Regions from separate parts of the Homo sapiens genome. Here regions 2 and 3 are each linked to region 1. A link is a contact called in ENCODE Hi-C or POLR2A ChIA-PET data. All regions are on one chromosome and are shown on one strand. Each heading gives the region's core, a stretch centred on a gene start or an enhancer-like site at or near the end of the contact. The rest is flanking DNA. Distances are from core to core; before and after follow the strand shown. Region 1 has its middle 22 kb from the start of NPTX1. Region 2 holds the start of ARL16 (ARF like GTPase 16). Region 3 holds the start of FAAP100 (FA core complex associated protein 100).

What was found. Hi-C counts contacts between places; a loop is a spot of excess contacts on that map. ChIA-PET counts read pairs that join two places held with the same protein, here RNA polymerase II (POLR2A). Pooled maps may share reads with other maps.
Region 2: a loop to region 1 is called in a pooled map, with 13 times the contacts of the local background. The contact joins the promoter of ARL16 here to the enhancer-like site in region 1. A Hi-C loop is called at or near these places in 3 of 50 pooled maps. POLR2A ChIA-PET finds 5 or more read pairs at or near these places in 2 of 52 experiments (CD4-positive, alpha-beta memory T cell and MCF 10A).
Region 3: a loop to region 1 is called in a map of CD8-positive, alpha-beta T cell, with 19 times the contacts of the local background. The contact joins the promoter of FAAP100 here to the enhancer-like site in region 1. A Hi-C loop is called at or near these places in 3 of 168 maps with a recorded cell type or tissue (CD8-positive, alpha-beta T cell and naive thymus-derived CD4-positive, alpha-beta T cell) and 6 of 50 pooled maps. POLR2A ChIA-PET finds 5 or more read pairs at or near these places in 3 of 52 experiments (CD4-positive, alpha-beta T cell, CD4-positive, alpha-beta memory T cell and activated CD4-positive, alpha-beta T cell).

What each region holds. Positions count from the first base shown.
Region 1 is chr17:80,452,590-80,457,507 of GRCh38, forward strand. No RefSeq gene overlaps it. Among named protein-coding and RNA genes, the nearest start is that of NPTX1, 22 kb to the right of the region's middle. RefSeq lists an enhancer at 1,828-2,657 and silencers at 1,865-2,074, 2,335-2,594, 4,360-4,654. Within about 2 kb of position 2,307, at least 39 of the 41 ENCODE cell types and tissues checked have a DNase peak (open chromatin) inside an H3K27ac peak, as active enhancers do; they include CD4-positive, alpha-beta T cell and CD8-positive, alpha-beta T cell, where a contact is called at or near this core.
Region 2 is chr17:81,682,547-81,687,464 of GRCh38, forward strand. It overlaps ARL16 (ARF like GTPase 16), which reads right to left and starts at 1,251. Exons shown (of 5, transcript NM_001040025.3): 1 at 1,147-1,251; 2 at 990-1,048; 3 at 467-580. The coding sequence starts at 1,207. HGS (hepatocyte growth factor-regulated tyrosine kinase substrate) reads left to right here and starts at 1,465. Exons shown (of 22, transcript NM_004712.5): 1 at 1,465-1,557; 2 at 3,059-3,143; 3 at 3,766-3,841; 4 at 4,457-4,549. The coding sequence starts at 1,521. RefSeq lists enhancers at 716-935, 1,153-1,447 and silencers at 1,036-1,115, 1,326-1,385, 1,596-1,695.
Region 3 is chr17:81,550,656-81,555,573 of GRCh38, forward strand. It overlaps FAAP100 (FA core complex associated protein 100), which reads right to left and starts at 1,698. Exons shown (of 9, transcript NM_025161.6): 1 at 1,511-1,698; 2 at 1,273-1,397; 3 at 1-548. The coding sequence starts at 1,675. LOC124904085 (a long non-coding RNA gene) reads left to right here and starts at 1,704. Exons shown (of 2, transcript XR_007065947.1): 1 at 1,704-1,851; 2 at 2,387-4,918. RefSeq lists silencers at 1,265-1,364, 1,425-1,664, 1,805-1,964, 2,545-2,624, 2,635-2,704 and enhancers at 2,105-2,224, 2,754-3,329.

The DNA.
Region 1 (4,918 bases), core at 1,057-3,556:
CCAGAAGCATCTGGCTGTGGGGTGGCCTACAGCCTCCTCCCCACATGGCTGGCTGGCAGATGGCTGCCCTGGCCTGCCCAAGCCACATGCCCGGCAAAGAGTTCCTCTGCCAGTGCCGGGGCCCACGAGGAAGCCGGCTGTCCGGACATTTGCATGCAATTCCGGGCAGCCCCGGATGCTTGTCTGGCTTCCAGCCTGGGAAGTGGCATCGAGCCCTGGGAAGAGGACAGGCTTCACGGCCACAAAGAGCTCAACTGAAGATCTGAATCCTGCATTTAGTAGTGGTGTAACCGGGGTCAGGGGCTTTCTGAGCCTGTTTCCTCCTCTGTAAAGGAAGGCTAATGTGTAAATGTGAGCTTGACATCTAGAGCCACATCCAGCACAGAGGAGGCGATCAATGATGGCTGGCTCCTTCCCTTCGTCCATGGCTCACGCCTTACACCTGCTGCTCTAGGCAGAAATGCCCCCCTGAGAACCCCTGAGAGGACTTCCAGAGACCCCACCCTGGAAACTGATCCCACCCTCCTCCTTCTCTGTGACTTCCACACAGCCTCTTCCTCATCATTCCTTCCTACCAGACTAAGGGGCCTTGAGGGTGATACCAGGTGTTCTCCAGACAATTCAACACCTAGCAGAGTGCTGCGCGGGGCTGCCAGCATAAATCAATGACATCTTTCAGCCCAGAGGGTTCTGAGAGTGATTGCATTTGACAGCACTTCCTGAGGCGCCCCTGGCCTCCTGAGGAATGAGCTGTTCAGGGCATCTGGCAAGCAGACACCAGTCCATGCTGGCACCCTTCCTTCTGGAGAGTCACCCAAGGGAGCCACCGATCGCTGCTAGAACTGGAGCAGAGTCCTCAAACAACAGTCTGCACACAGACAAGACCCGGGATATTTCTTTGATCCAGCTCCTGCCTTACAGGACTTCATCTTCACCCATTCCTGAGGAAGGAGAGAGGAAAAAAAGACCTCTCATACACCCCCTCAGTCTAGTGTTTACTGAGCACACACTGTGATCTGGATAAGAGAGAAACTCTGCCGTCTTGGTGCTTTCAGACAATACACATCAAATTACATTATCAACGATGCTGGATGGCGCTAAGAGCCGGGGAGGGAAAGCAAGGGAGTACAGGCCACAGACCGTCCTGGACTTCGAGTTTGACTTACATTTTGGCTTTGCCATGGTACAAACGCCATACACATTCAGTATACTCCTCCGCTTACAGATGGGGTTACATCCGGATAAACCTACCGTAAATTGCCTTACAATGCTTTAACCTATGATGGGTTGATGGGGAATCTAACCCCATATGACAGGAGCATCTGTATAGGAAGGGGGCACGGTTTTCAACAGGTGGTCGCCTCACTAAGTGGGAGTCACAGGGTTTCAGGGGAGGAGCGTTCCAGGCCGCGGTAACAGCAGGTGCAAAGGCCCTGAGGCAGGACGGGGCAGGGAGGTCCAGAGTCCACCGCGCAGAGACCCGGGAGGCCGGCAGGCACGGTGAGGACCTTGACTTAAACCCAGGAAAGGGGAACCACACTGGGGCATGACCTCCTGTACTTTCCGAGATCGCTCTGGCTCCTGTGTTGAGGAGACTCAGGAGGGGAAGGTGGAAGCGGGGAGACCCAGCTGAGACGCTACTACAGTCATCTCGGCGGGAAAAGACGGCTCGGAGCAGGGTGGTGGCAGAGGTGGGAGAAGAGGTCAGGTCTGGGGAAATTTCGAAGGCACAGCCAACAGGATGTACTGCCGGGCTGGATGCGGGGTGTTAGGGGTCAGGGAGGCCGCCAAGGCTCTGCCTGAGAACTGGGGAGGGCCAGGGGCACCATTTACGGAGCTGGGGAACAGCAGGAGCTCGTTTTGTTAGCAGGTGCGAGGCGCCGGGCATTTAAAGGCGGCCTGACGGGACCGGCCGAGGCGGAAGAACGGACAGGGCCCTGCGGGACCGCGCTCGGATCCGCCTCCTCCCTGACCTCGGCGTCCCCGGCTACTGCCTCCAGAGCCGCTTCGGGGCCGACCCCGGGGACTCTTCCCGCCTGCGGCCTCGCGCCAGCCCGGCCGGCTCGCCTAGTGCCCGGCGCCCAGAAACGCGTGGAGCTGGGAGAGGCCACACAACCCACGCCGGAAGCCTAACCCCGTCGGCCCCCGCGGCCGGCACCGGCCGGAAGCCCGCGAAGCCTAACTCTCGCGAGACGCCTCCTGAGTCCCGCCTCTCCGCGGTTCCGCCAGTCGCCGCGCTCCTGTCTGCGTTGCTGTGGCAGCCCCGCCGTGCGTCCGCGTTCCCGGAGCCAGCGCGGCGGCGCGCCTGTGCTCGGGGCTTGGCCGTAGCTTTTCCTCAGGTCCCGCGCGGCGCGCCCCTGTGTCGCAGGCGCCCTGCCGCTGCCCGCAGCTTTTGGGGGGTTCGGGGGCGGGGGAAGCAGGGCCGCAGAAGGCCCAATCGGAGCCTTCTGACACCCGCCCCGGCCCGCCGCCCTCCCGGAGCTTCCGTCCCCGCCGCCTGGCTCCTTACTGACACGCGCGCCGCCCCCGGTCGCCCGTTTTCCCTGGGCTCCGGCCTCCTCTCGCTTCCAGCCCTGGCCTGAGGTCCTGAGGGCTCCCTGGAGGGGGCGGCTTCCCAGCACCCAGCGTTTAACAGGGCCCTTTCGGCCTCCCTGTCCCCCAAGCTCAGAGTTGGGGTCTGCAGCAGGGGAAAGAAGGAGGGAGACTGGGCAGCTCAAGTTCCCCAGACCGCACCTATCAGACGGAGGGCGGCCCGCTCCCGTCAGAGCCCGACCTCGGCGGACAGGGGAGGGGATGGGTTGAGAAGCGGGAGAAGGCCACTAGCTGGAAACTCCCTGACGACAGGGACACCGTTCTCGCCCCAGCCCCAGCGCTCGGCCTCCGCAGAGCCGGCCCAACGAAGGAAGAATGAAAATATGAACGTGACATGATGTGGGCTTGAGAGGCCGCCTTGTTCTTTGGATTCACCCAGAAACCTGACTGAAAGGAAAGTTACTGCAACTGGGGAAAAGCACAGTTGGCTGGAGAATTTGGTTTAAAAATAAATAAGTTTTAAATTACGTAACTAACACGTGCTTGGTGTAGAAAATTTGGAAAACATATGAAAGTACGGTATAAAAATCCTCGATCCCACTGCCACATAGAACCACTATTAACATGTCAGAATCGTTTCTTCGGGTGTTTTTTTTTCTTAATGCATTTATATTGCATATACATTTTTTCTCTAACAATATATTGATGTGCCCCAGTCCCCCACAGACCCTAATGTATGAATGGGAATGGAGGCGTCTGAAATGTGACTCACAAAGAGTTCTCTTTCCTCCCTAACACCCCATCCCTGCCTCACCCCTTCAGCGCATTCACAGCAGCACTGGGACTCCGGACTCAGACAAATGTGCACTGAGCTGGCTGGTGCTCTCATAGCCTCTGGCCCCAGAGCTCCACCTTCCCCTGCAGAGGGGGTCCCGGGAGTGTCCTCAAGTGCTCCATGCCCCATGTTCCTTTCCATGGCACCAAATTCTTCTGACCTCCTTCTAGGTGAGGGGTGAGGGGGTGAGGTAGGGGGTTGGGGAAGAGTGTCCCCATGAGGCCTGAGGGGCCTGCTAGTGCAGGGGAGGAAGGGAAGTTCAAGCAAGCAGGCTCAACGGAGGGCTCCACCCTCCAGGTACGGCCAGGTCCTGGGAGAAGGAGGGGAAGCAGTCTGGTCCAGGAGAGAGGCAGCAAGGGCAGATGCTAAGCCTTTGCCTCTGCACTCCCTGGGGACCTCTGGGGACCCCCCCCCCCACCCAGCACTAGTAATCAAAGGAGGACAGACACCTACACACGTGTCCCATATGTCTCACCCTAGCAGGCAGCGAGAGGATGCCCAGTGTTACTCTGGCCCCCTGGAAGGCTAGCTTGCTCTCCTGGGCACAAGTCAGAAGCAGTGTGAACTGGAGTGGGTGGTGGGGGACACCCCTCCCGGTGAGCCCCCCCTCCGACCCGGCTGTCAGTGATCCACAAGTCTGGCCCATCAGCCCTCCCTGCTGAGCACACAGTCCACTGACCCTTCTTCAGAATTGTGGGAATGACCTCACTGCCCCTCCAAGCAACGTGTTGTGCTGCCGCCCACATCAGACATCCGGGGAATGGACTGCACAGCCTCCATGTGTGCTGGCTCCTTGGCGCCTGCAGAGCCGGGTTGATTCTGTCTTTCCCTTCAACTCTTGTCTTAAAGGATATCCTGAGCGTGCCGGCTCCTCTGCTCAGAGGGTGTTAGGGTGGCGGTGGCAGTGGGCACCTCTCTGCTCCTCGGCTGGGTGCTCAGCCTCGCCAGGCTGCCTGGAGCTGGTGGAGCAACAGCCTTGTCCCCCGTCCAGCTCTCTGCAGCTGCCCTCTCCTGTCAGAAGCTCCTGGAAAGCATTTCTGGCACATAGAGGCCATCTGCATGTTCTCCTCCTGCCCGCCCCACCCCGAGTAGCCACAGAGGATCTTCCCCAGCTGCCTTCACCTCCGCCCCCAGACAGAGCCTCCTGGCTACTCCCCCAGATAGTGTCTCCAAAATCACTTCCATTTCTCCTCTGCTCGCAGCCACTCAGTGGCTTTCGTTATCATTCAGAATAAAACCAAAGCGTCCATTACCATCCAACCAAAGACCCCAGGAACGCGCTGCAGTGGAATCAAGCCACGTCTGTTGACTGGTTGCTGTGAGAGGATGTTAGGAAGGACCCGCAAGTCTCCTCGTGTTGGGAGAGCATGGTGGGAGGAGGAGTTGGGAGAGGCTCAAGGCAGCAGGGCTGACTCCACAGCTGGGTATCTTGATAACTTTTATCTAGAAGGCAGGAAGAACAAAATGCAGCTGAAGCTGAAATTGATCAAGCAGCAGCGGTCATTCAAATTAGCCAGGACGGGGTGGTTTGGTGACCCTTGAGGTCTGGCC
Region 2 (4,918 bases), core at 1-2,500, 1.2 Mb after region 1:
TAGCTTTAAACAAAGCTTTGGGAACAAGCAGAAGCAGAGGGAATCGAGTTTTATGAAGACGACCTGGTGTCACTCGTCTCTGTCCTCATGTGGCCATCAGTTCTCCATACTGGTATCCGCGGCACAGGCCTTATCAAGATGAGACCAACCAGAGGTACGTATAAGTCCAACATAAACACAGACGTACCGGGGAGTGACACAGAGGGCCAAGTCTGTTCTCTGCGGAGCAGCAGCCCTGCCCTCAGCAAGCCCTCTGTGAGCTCCTACCGGGGGCCTGGGAGCGCAAGCACCAGAAACCAGACAGGGTGCCCAGCAGGAAGCAACACTAGCTAAGACCTATTTCCATGAGTAGTATAGTCACTAAATAACCCAAACCCCTTTCTACACACAGCAAGGTTGGGGACTGGACGTCACAGAAATGTAGACACACTTCCCTAAAGGAAGCCCATATAGGATTACAACCCACCAGGAGAGAACGGCAGTTTCCATAGTAACTGGACCAGATGGGGCCCATGCACCCCCCAAGCTCCCGGATGGTGATCTTTCTCTGTGCCACGATGTCAGTAAGATTGGTGCCCACCTATAGGAAAAACCACGATGCAAAAAGAACAATACAACCGCTGTCCCGTTGTGAACTCCTGAAGAGCACCGTGCCCACACCTTACACGGTGGCCTGAACCCCGCAGACCCATTCTCCCTAACGCAGGAACGGCGAGCAGGGACCGACGCCCATCAGTAGCTGGACTCGCTGTGGGGGCGACCAGCCACAGGAAGCCGTTGCGAGGGGAGAGGAAGTGCCCGTGGAGGGCGGCAGGCCCCCTCATCCCGCGCCAATTATCCTCAGCTCGGGCCGTCCCCCGCTCCCGAAGGCTGGCCTTAAGTCACGACCTGACCCGCTGCGCCTCGGCGTGCACTTAGAGGAGCCCGGAGCTCTTCGCCAAGCGCAGAACTGACCCCCCGCAACTCCACCCGCGGGGGCGGACACCTACCGTGGGCCGTGTCGGGGGCGGCTCCCCCAGGTCGCCTTTCCCATCCCGGGAGCTCACCTGTGCGAAGCGGTCAAGGACCCGAGCAGCTAAAGGGTGAGTCCCCGCCCCACTCCGGGTGCCCCCCGCGCCCCGGTCCCGTCCCCGCGCGGAAGGATATCCTGCAGCCGTTTCACCAGCAGCGTCTTCCCGACGCCCGTGGCCCCCAGCAGGAGACACATTCCGTGCTTCGCTCCACCCGGCACCCGTAGCTCGGCGCCGCGGCTCAAGGCCCGCCCACCGGCCACTCTCATTGGATAGTTCTCACCTTCGGACTTCTCATTGGTTCTTAGGGCTCATTGTTCCAAGGGCGCGTCCAATTAGCGCGCAGCGTTAGCGGGAGAGCGGAAGACCCCGCCTCCTCGCGGCTCTAGGGCCGGCGCGGTGACGTGCGCGTGCGCGCACTGGAGGGAAAAGGCGGAAGCGGAAGTCGGGGGGCGCGCCAGCTCGTAGCAGGGGAGCGCCCGCGGCGTCGGGTTTGGGCTGGAGGTCGCCATGGGGCGAGGCAGCGGCACCTTCGAGCGTCTCCTAGGTAACGCGTCCCCACCCGACGGCTCGGCCTTGGTCAGCCCGCAGCCTCCGCCCGGCGCTGAGTCAGCGCGGCCCCGAGGGCCCGAGGGGCGCGGACCGGCCGCCCTGCCCGCCTCTCCCCGGCCCGCTGTCCTCCCGGGTTCGGAGCCGCCGATCCTGGACCCTCGGCGCGGCCGTGGGGTCGGCGTCCGTCGGGCGTTGGCAAATGGGGCTCTGCGAGGGTCCGCGCAGGGCGCCAGGGGCGCTCGGCGACCTCGCTCCTCCGCGGGCCCGGGCATTCGGCCGATTTCCTCTTGACCGACGAGCACCCGGCCGAGTGGGCCACAAGGCCTGAGTCATGAAAGTGGGTGACTCAGTCGGATGTTAGGCTCGCACTTGGGCTTCTGACCCAAAACACTGGGCCTCGAAGGGTGGAGCCGGCAGTGTTCTCTCTGGGACCTTCGAGCTCTCTTGGGGGCTGCGGGTCCCAGACCCACCTTTTGTTCCCACACTGGCTTCGGGAAGTGCCTAATGGTTTAGGAAGGCGTTTTCTCACGTTTTTGGAGGTGAAAGCTGATCCTATCTGAGCCTCCTGGAATTGACGCGTTTTGGGAGGGAAACGAATGTTGATGTGCACGTGCCCAGCAGCACGTGGAAAATGCGTCTAATGTTTGGGGGTAGGAGCTTGGGTGGTCGAATGGGCTGCCCAAGCTTGCCTTTTTGTCAAGTAGGGTTTTCAAGGAGACTTCAAGTGAGACACCTTCCTTGCCAAGGGAACCAGCAAGCAGACTGAGTATCTCAGCCACACAGGTAGTTCAGTGCTTCAGGGATGAATCCAGAGGTTAACTACTGAATCAGTATAGAAAGTGGACGTGGCTTGGCTTGTTAGATCGTTTCTGTATCCGGGAAAGGCGATGTGGGCAGAGCTGGAGCTGCCCCCCCAGAGGGGCCAGTTGTTGGAGACAGCAGTGATGTGGTATGATGACAGGTATGCTGGCGAGTCCTCCTTGGAGCCCCGTTCTGCCCTTATTTCCAAAGCACTTGGCTTGGAGCAAGGGGCCTGGAGTCTACACTGCAGGCCTCTCTAGCCCTTGCCCAAGCTAAGGTCCCATTGAAACCGGGAGCATCTGGGCGAACGGGGACTCCAAGGGACGGGTGATAGGGTTCTTTGTTGAGAAGCAGCCGAGCCTGATGTTTAAGAGTGAATCAGCCTCTGTCTCTGGTGAGCTGTGTGACTCACGGCAGTGCCCTCGCCTCTCTGCTGAGTGTCTTTACCTCGCTCGCGGGTTGTGGGAGGGCTTGGACCAGCACCTGGTGTGCTCTTACGCTGTTTGCTGCTTCCCTGGGGAGGATGGCACTTCCCTGCCCATCAGCACGCTCAGGAGGATTCTGTCATGCTTTTTCATTTGGTCCAAATGTCTAAAGGGGAAGGAGAGAGTCCCCCCCAGCTGCTGCCAAGCTGGGGTGCTGCACGGGGCGTCCAGCAGGATAACCCCTCCCTTTCATGGCATTTTCTCTCTCAGACAAGGCGACCAGCCAGCTCCTGTTGGAGACAGATTGGGAGTCCATTTTGCAGATCTGCGACCTGATCCGCCAAGGGGACACACAGTGAGTTAGCGGGGCCTGTGCCCTGATGCGGAGGAGCAGCCGTGCACTAAGCTGGGCTCGCTTGGTGCCCGTTGGGTCTCCACGACGTAGCTGACCGTGTTAGGCTCTTATGTGGAGAACTGCATGGGCTACATGCTAGGATTTTTTGACATCTTGGAGGATTAAGGGGTTTTCTCTGTACAGCTTGCAGATACCTGGTTATGTTTGTATTTGCTTCGGGGTTCTCAAAGACTAAGATGGCAGACAGACTTTTTTTTTTAAGACGGGGCCTTGCTTTGTCACCCAGGCTGAAGTGCAGTGGCGTGATCTCAGCTCACTGCAGCCCCTGCCTCCCAAGCTCAAACGATCGTCCCACCTCAACCTCCTGAGTAGCTGGGACTACAGGCATTCACCATCACGCCCGGCTGATTTTTTGTATTTTGGTAGAGATGGGTTTTTGCCGTAATGCACAGGCTGGTCTCAGACTCCTGGGCTCAAGCAATCCTCCTGCCTTGGCCTCCCAAAGCACTGGGATTACAGGCGTGAGCCACTGCACCTGGCAGCAGATGAGCTTTTCTCATCTTAGTTGCTGAGACTATTTTTTTCCCGTTTTTCTCTGCTTTTATCAATGTTTCCTTTTCAGAGCAAAATATGCTGTGAATTCCATCAAGAAGAAAGTCAACGACAAGAACCCACACGTCGCCTTGTATGCCCTGGAGGTAAGCAGACCCCCGTGCCTCAGTGGCCCCCAGGGTCCCTACCCCCTACTAGTCACGACAGCATGAGAAGAGTTTGTCCTGTGGCCTTGCCCACCTCCCTGGGCATACATCAAGCAGGAGAGTTTCCACTCAGCCTTGAGTGCCTGTGTGAACAGTGCCACCTAGGAGAGGGTCACGCTGAGGGAGAGACAGGAGATAGGGGAGGGAGTGGGCACCACTTCTTCAGCCGGTCCTGCGTGAGTAAACACCAGAAGGCGGATGTCATTGCTGTGCTTGGCAGTGAGACTTGGCGTCACGGAGCGGTGCTGTGCAGGCTGCTGAGTCTCAGATGTGGGTTCCCCACTGGCCTGACGGGCCTGTTGAAGGGCTGCTGTCCCACCGGGTTCCCCACCGGCCACTGACGGGCCTGTCGAAGGGCTCTGCTGTCCCACCGGGTTCCCCTCCGGCCACTGACGGGCCTGTCGAAGGGCTCTGCTGTCCCACCGGGTTCCCCACCGGCCACTGACGGGCCTGTCGAAGGGCTCTGCTGTCCCACAGGGAGGTGGGTCTGTCCGGGAGGAGGAGGGGCCCTGCCCTGACCACTGGCCCAACCCTTCCCTTCCTGGGCATCTGCAGGTCATGGAATCTGTGGTAAAGAACTGTGGCCAGACAGTTCATGATGAGGTGGCCAACAAGCAGACCATGGAGGAGCTGAAGGACCTGCTGAAGGTGGGTGAGACGGGGGCATGCGGGTGGCCACCCAGGCTGGCACCTTTGCTTCTCCGGGTGTTTACTGGGCACTGATGACAGAACAGCACCAGGTGTGGCGGAAAATGTGCAGGTGCAGATCGGTGGTCCCTGCACTGCGCAAGCTCGCACTCATGAGTCGGAGAGACAGGGCCGTGAGCCCCAATCCAGGGAGGTCAGGGTTTAGCAGGAGCCGGCCTGGGGTGCTGTGTCTGGAGGACCAAGGTGACAGCGACCCTGGGGCCTGGGGGAAGCTTCCGGGAGGCAGGGCTTGGGCACCTGCTGTCTTAGGGAAGGTGAGTAGATGCCACTGGGTGGGCAGGGCAGGTGGTGGCTATCGTGTGTGAGAGT
Region 3 (4,918 bases), core at 448-2,947, 1.1 Mb after region 1:
CCTCCAGGTGATGGAGGATCTTGACAAGGGCATTTGGGTCACCAGGGGCTGACCTGGAGGTGACCAGGGCCTTCAGGATCACACAGCAGAGCTGGCCATCAGGGAGACCACAGAGGACCACAGGTGACTGCAGGAGGGTGGCATCAGCTCCAAAGAGGAGCCCGAAGAGGGCGTCCTCCAGCGTGAAGCCCCCGGAGCCCCCGAGGAGGTCGTGCGGGACCCTGGAGCCTGATGGTGACACAGAGCACAGCACTGGAAGGAAGTGGGGGGCTGCAGGCTTTCCTGGGACCCCGGCTGGGGGCGTGTAGGAGGACAGCTCCACCTCACCGATCTGGCCTCCTGGCCGGGGGTCCTCCCCAGGACAGGGCTGCTCAAACAGCTGCATCTTCCATCGGGCAGGGCCCTGCACCAGGGTGACCAGCACACTGTCCAGCAAGGTGAACGCGCACAGCGCAGCATCGGGAAGGATGCAGGCATCGGGGTCCACAGGGATCACGGGGGAAGGCTGGTCACCGTCCTCGCTGTCCCTGTCATCCTGGCTCGTAGACCTTTGAGAACAGGGACGCACTGGTCAGGCCTGGGCAGGGTGGGATTCCCACGTTCTCTTCACAATAACCTGGCATGGAGTAGTCTGGCTCAGGGGTTCCCGCAGTGACCCCCAAGGCCGCTCAGCAGTCCATCTGCCACATGGCCTCCCACCTTCCCCACGAAGGATACTCTTGACAAGAAGTACCAGGCATCCAAAACCAGCGTGAACCGACACCTGTCAGCATAGAACCGTCAGGCTGAGGCCCAGGCTGCAAAGTGCACAGGCTGCCCCCTCTACAGCCTGGGCCGCGGTCAGCAGCTGCTGGCTCTGCACTGAAGACAGGCCTGGCTGCCCGGAGCTCGCTTCCTTCCAACCCAGATGGTGTCCACTGATCACTGACTCGGGGTCACGGTGCCTTTGCTGTCTCCTCCCTCCAATAAAGACCCAACCTCGGGGGCGTGTCTCACCAGACAGCACCGGGCCACCAGGGCCCAAAGGACAGGATCCCGCGCCCCGCCGTGGGCTTAACCATGTGAACCCCACTTACTAAGGACTGTGAGCAAGACACTTGCAGAAAGAGTGCTGGGGGCAGGGGCTCCAGATAATCGGGCAGGGATGGCGGCCGAGGCTTCAGAGCTGGCGGCAGCCCGGGTCCCCAAGCGCGATGAGGTGGGGCTGCTCGCTCTGAAGCAGTCCGGGGGCAGCAGGAGTGTGCGGGAGGGAGGCCGCGGGCCCGCCCTCACCTGCTCCTGCCCGGGTGGTCCAGCGACAGGCAGTAGAGGCCCCTCCGGGCGCACAGCGCGTACAGCAACCTGCGCGGCGCCAGCAGCTCCAGGTGCCACACCTGGTCGGGGAACCGGAACGCCGCCTGCGGACCGGGGCGCGGGTCAGGCCGACGCGACGCGCGGGCCCGCGGTCTTCATTTTCACGCGAACCGCCGCCCCCGCCCGGTCCCTCCCGCCCCCGCGGGCCGGCGCTCACGGTCAGCAGCCCGCCCTCCTGGTCGTACACGTAGACGAGCTCGCTCCCGGTGGACAGGAAGACCTCTGCCTCATGGCACAGCACGCGGGGCTTGCCCGCCGCCAGGCCCCCGAGAGGGCAGCAGAAGCCCGCCAGGTAGCGGACCCGCGGCGCGGCGCCGGCCATCGTGCGCGCGGGCCCGTCAGAGTGAGAAGCCCCGGCCGCGCGGCGGCGGCTCCGCCTCGGAGCGCTTTACGGCAGCCCGCTGTGCGGCGCGACCTCCGCCGTAAAGCGGTCGGCGGTGCCGGGGGCGGGCCGGAAAGGACGCGCTGCAGGGACTCCGGGAGCTGGGGCGGTCGCTGGTACCCACGGGGAGCAGGGGAGCCTTCCTAGGGGCCGCGGCACCGTGCCGCAGGTCGAGGTTGACCCGGCCGGGCTGGTGGGAGCCCTCGGCGGCTTCATGGCCCCGGCTGCTGCACGGGTTCCCCAGGGTGGGGAAGCGGGTCCTGGCCGAGCAGAGGTTGCTCTTGGGCGGGGCGTCTCCCCGGAGCAAGCGCTCAGCTACTCGGGCTTTTGCGTAAACGCCTCGATTCTCTGGGCTCTCGGAGAGCAGCTGGGTCCTGCCGGAGCGCACTCCAGCCGGGGTCGGGGTGGGGCAGCGCCGGCTCTTGTCGTCCTAGGGATGGGTCTCTGCCCTGTGCTCTGCGAGCCGCCCCGGCCGCCCCCGCGTTCAGGGCCCAGCGGAGTGAGCCAGCTTAGGTGGAAGTGCGTCCCTCCCTCCGTGGCTGAACACGTGGGGACAGGGAGTACACCAATGGGGTTTCTGGGTTGGGGGCAGAGGACAAGAAAATGACTGTGAGCCAGGGCAAGATACCTCCACCCTCTCCCTCCTGGCAGCTCTCCACTTCCTCCAGGAGAGAAGTACTGACCAGAGAACGCCCGTGGAGGGGCCTGCAGTACGGACACCTGCTCCATGCCCGGAAGAGAGCGGAAACCAGGCACACCATTCACAAGTAAATGACCAAGGAACCCCGCCCCCGGCCCGCCTCCCTCCGTTTAAGAAGCCAATCTGAAGAGCGCTAAGGCCAGACACCCTCGAGGGAGAATCTAGGGGCAGGGCTGCAAAACTGGGCTTGGAAGTTAGGCAGACATCGTGGAGTCCGGGTGCACCTGCTGGAGCACAAAGCACCACTTGCAGACATCCTGACCGCCCCCCTTTGAGGTTGGGGTGGGGACTGACCCCAAGGCAACGGGGATGTCTGATTCTGAATGTTGGGTTAGACAGACTCAAGTGCGGCACCTGGAGTCAGTTCCTTGCTCCTCTCTTCTCGCCAGGGCTGCTCTGAAGGTGTTTGGGCTGGAAATGCTGTCTTTGATGCTGGGGAGTGGGGAGAGGAGGGCCAGGTGCATCTCATTTGGCCTTCAGAGTCAGGAAGTCAGATGCCGCATCGTTGTGAATTTCCCCACAGGGATCCTCCGCTGGTCTTCTGACCGAATTTCCCCACAGGAATCCGCAGGTCTTCTGACTGCTAGTTTTAACCCTCTGAAGCCTTGTGAGTCACTCGCTCACACACACCAACCCCATCCAGTCCTCCCAGGCCATCTCTTCCATACGGATGGTAACATGCCAAGACTGTCCTAGAGGAAATGATCACGATCACGTGGAGGAGGAAACGGACGTGGGAGAAGGCCCGCCAAACCAGCAGCCTCACCCCGCGGTTTACTCCGCTGCCCACCCCACTCTGCTCCGGGGGCTGGCAGGCTTTTGGCCCCACGCCAAGCCCAGCTCCTATCTGCAACAAGATTTATGATCAGTAGTCATGTGGGGGACCTTAAGCATGGATCCCAGGGGAAAGGGGGTGAGTTAGACACAAGCGAAGGGCTGAAGGCCGGCTCTCCATCAGCTGCTGGGCTGTGCCGTGCCCCACCTGTACTTGGCGAAGAGTGATGAGGGCTGAGGCAGCCTCTCTGTCCGTGGGTGTGGAAGATGCACACACTCCTAGCGGAAGCCTTCGAGACAGCAGCGCAGACCGCTGGACACTGCGTTTCTATGCCCAACTTGGAGGTGTTATCATCTCCCTAAGCACGAAGTATATGAAGGAGTCAATTTAGGTCAGACTGAGGGGAGAAAAACCATGAAGCTTCAGGCTGTGTTGAGGGCGAGGAGGGCTGGGCCTTGAGGGACCTCTCCTCAGAGCAGCACAGCCCAATAAGGAGAACACAGCAGGAAGGTGAGGCAGGGACCCAGGAACCCGACTTCTCCCTTTTTTTTTTTTTGACACACACAGGTTCTCACTGTGTCTCCCAGGCTAGAGTGTAGTGGCACAGTCTCGGCTCACTGCAGCCTCAACACCCCAGGCTCAAGCCAACCTCCTGCCTCAGCCTCCCGAAAAGCTGGACTATAGGTGCACACTACCACGCCAGGCTAATTTTTTGTCTTTTTTAATAGAGACAGGGTTTCGCCATGTTGGCCACGTTGGTCTCGAACCCCGGGCCTGAGTTCTATTTCTAAGCAGTACAATTTGCTTGATTTAATGGGGGAGTGGCATCCAGAACTGTTTTAAATTTTTTAATTTTGGCCAGGCACGGTGGCTCATGCCTGTAATCCCAGCACTTTGGGAGGCCGAGGCGGGCAGGATCACAAGGTCAGGAGATCGAGACCATCCTAGCTAACACAGTGAAACCCCGTCTCTACTAAAAATACAAAAAAATTAGCTGGGCATAGTGGCGGCGCCTGTAGTCCCAGCTACTCGGGAGGCTGAGGCAGGAGGATGGTGTGAACCCGGGAGGCGAGCTTGCAGTGAGCCGAGATCACGCCACTGCACTCCAGCCTGGATGACAGATTAAAAAAAATTTTTTTTTAATTTTTTGAGACAGTCTTTTTTTTTTTTTGAGATGGAGTCTCACTCTGTCGCCCAGGCTGGATGGAGTGCAGTGGTGCCATCTCGGCTCACTGCAAGCTCTGCCTCCCAGGTTCACGCCATTCTCCTGCCTCAGCCTCCCGAGTAGCTGGTATTACAGGCACCTGCCACCATGCACGGTTAATTTTTTTGTATTTTTAGTAGAGACGGGGTTTCATTGTGTTAGCCAGGATGGTCTCCATCTCCTGCCCTCTTGATCCGCCTGCCTCGGCCTTCCAAAGTGCTGGGATTACAGGCATGAGCCACCACGCCTGGCCTATTTTTTGAGACAGAGTCTTACACTGTTCAGGTTGGAGTGCAGTGGCATAAACTCGGCTCACTGCAACCTCTGCCTCCTAGGTTCAAGCAGTTCTCCTACCTTGGCCTCCCAAGTAGCTGGGATTACAGGCGCACACACATCACTACACTGGCTAATTTTTTCTATTTTTTAGTGGAGATTGGGTTTCACCATGTTGACCAGGCTAGTCTTGAATTCCTGACCTCAAGTGATCCACCAGCCTTGGCCTCC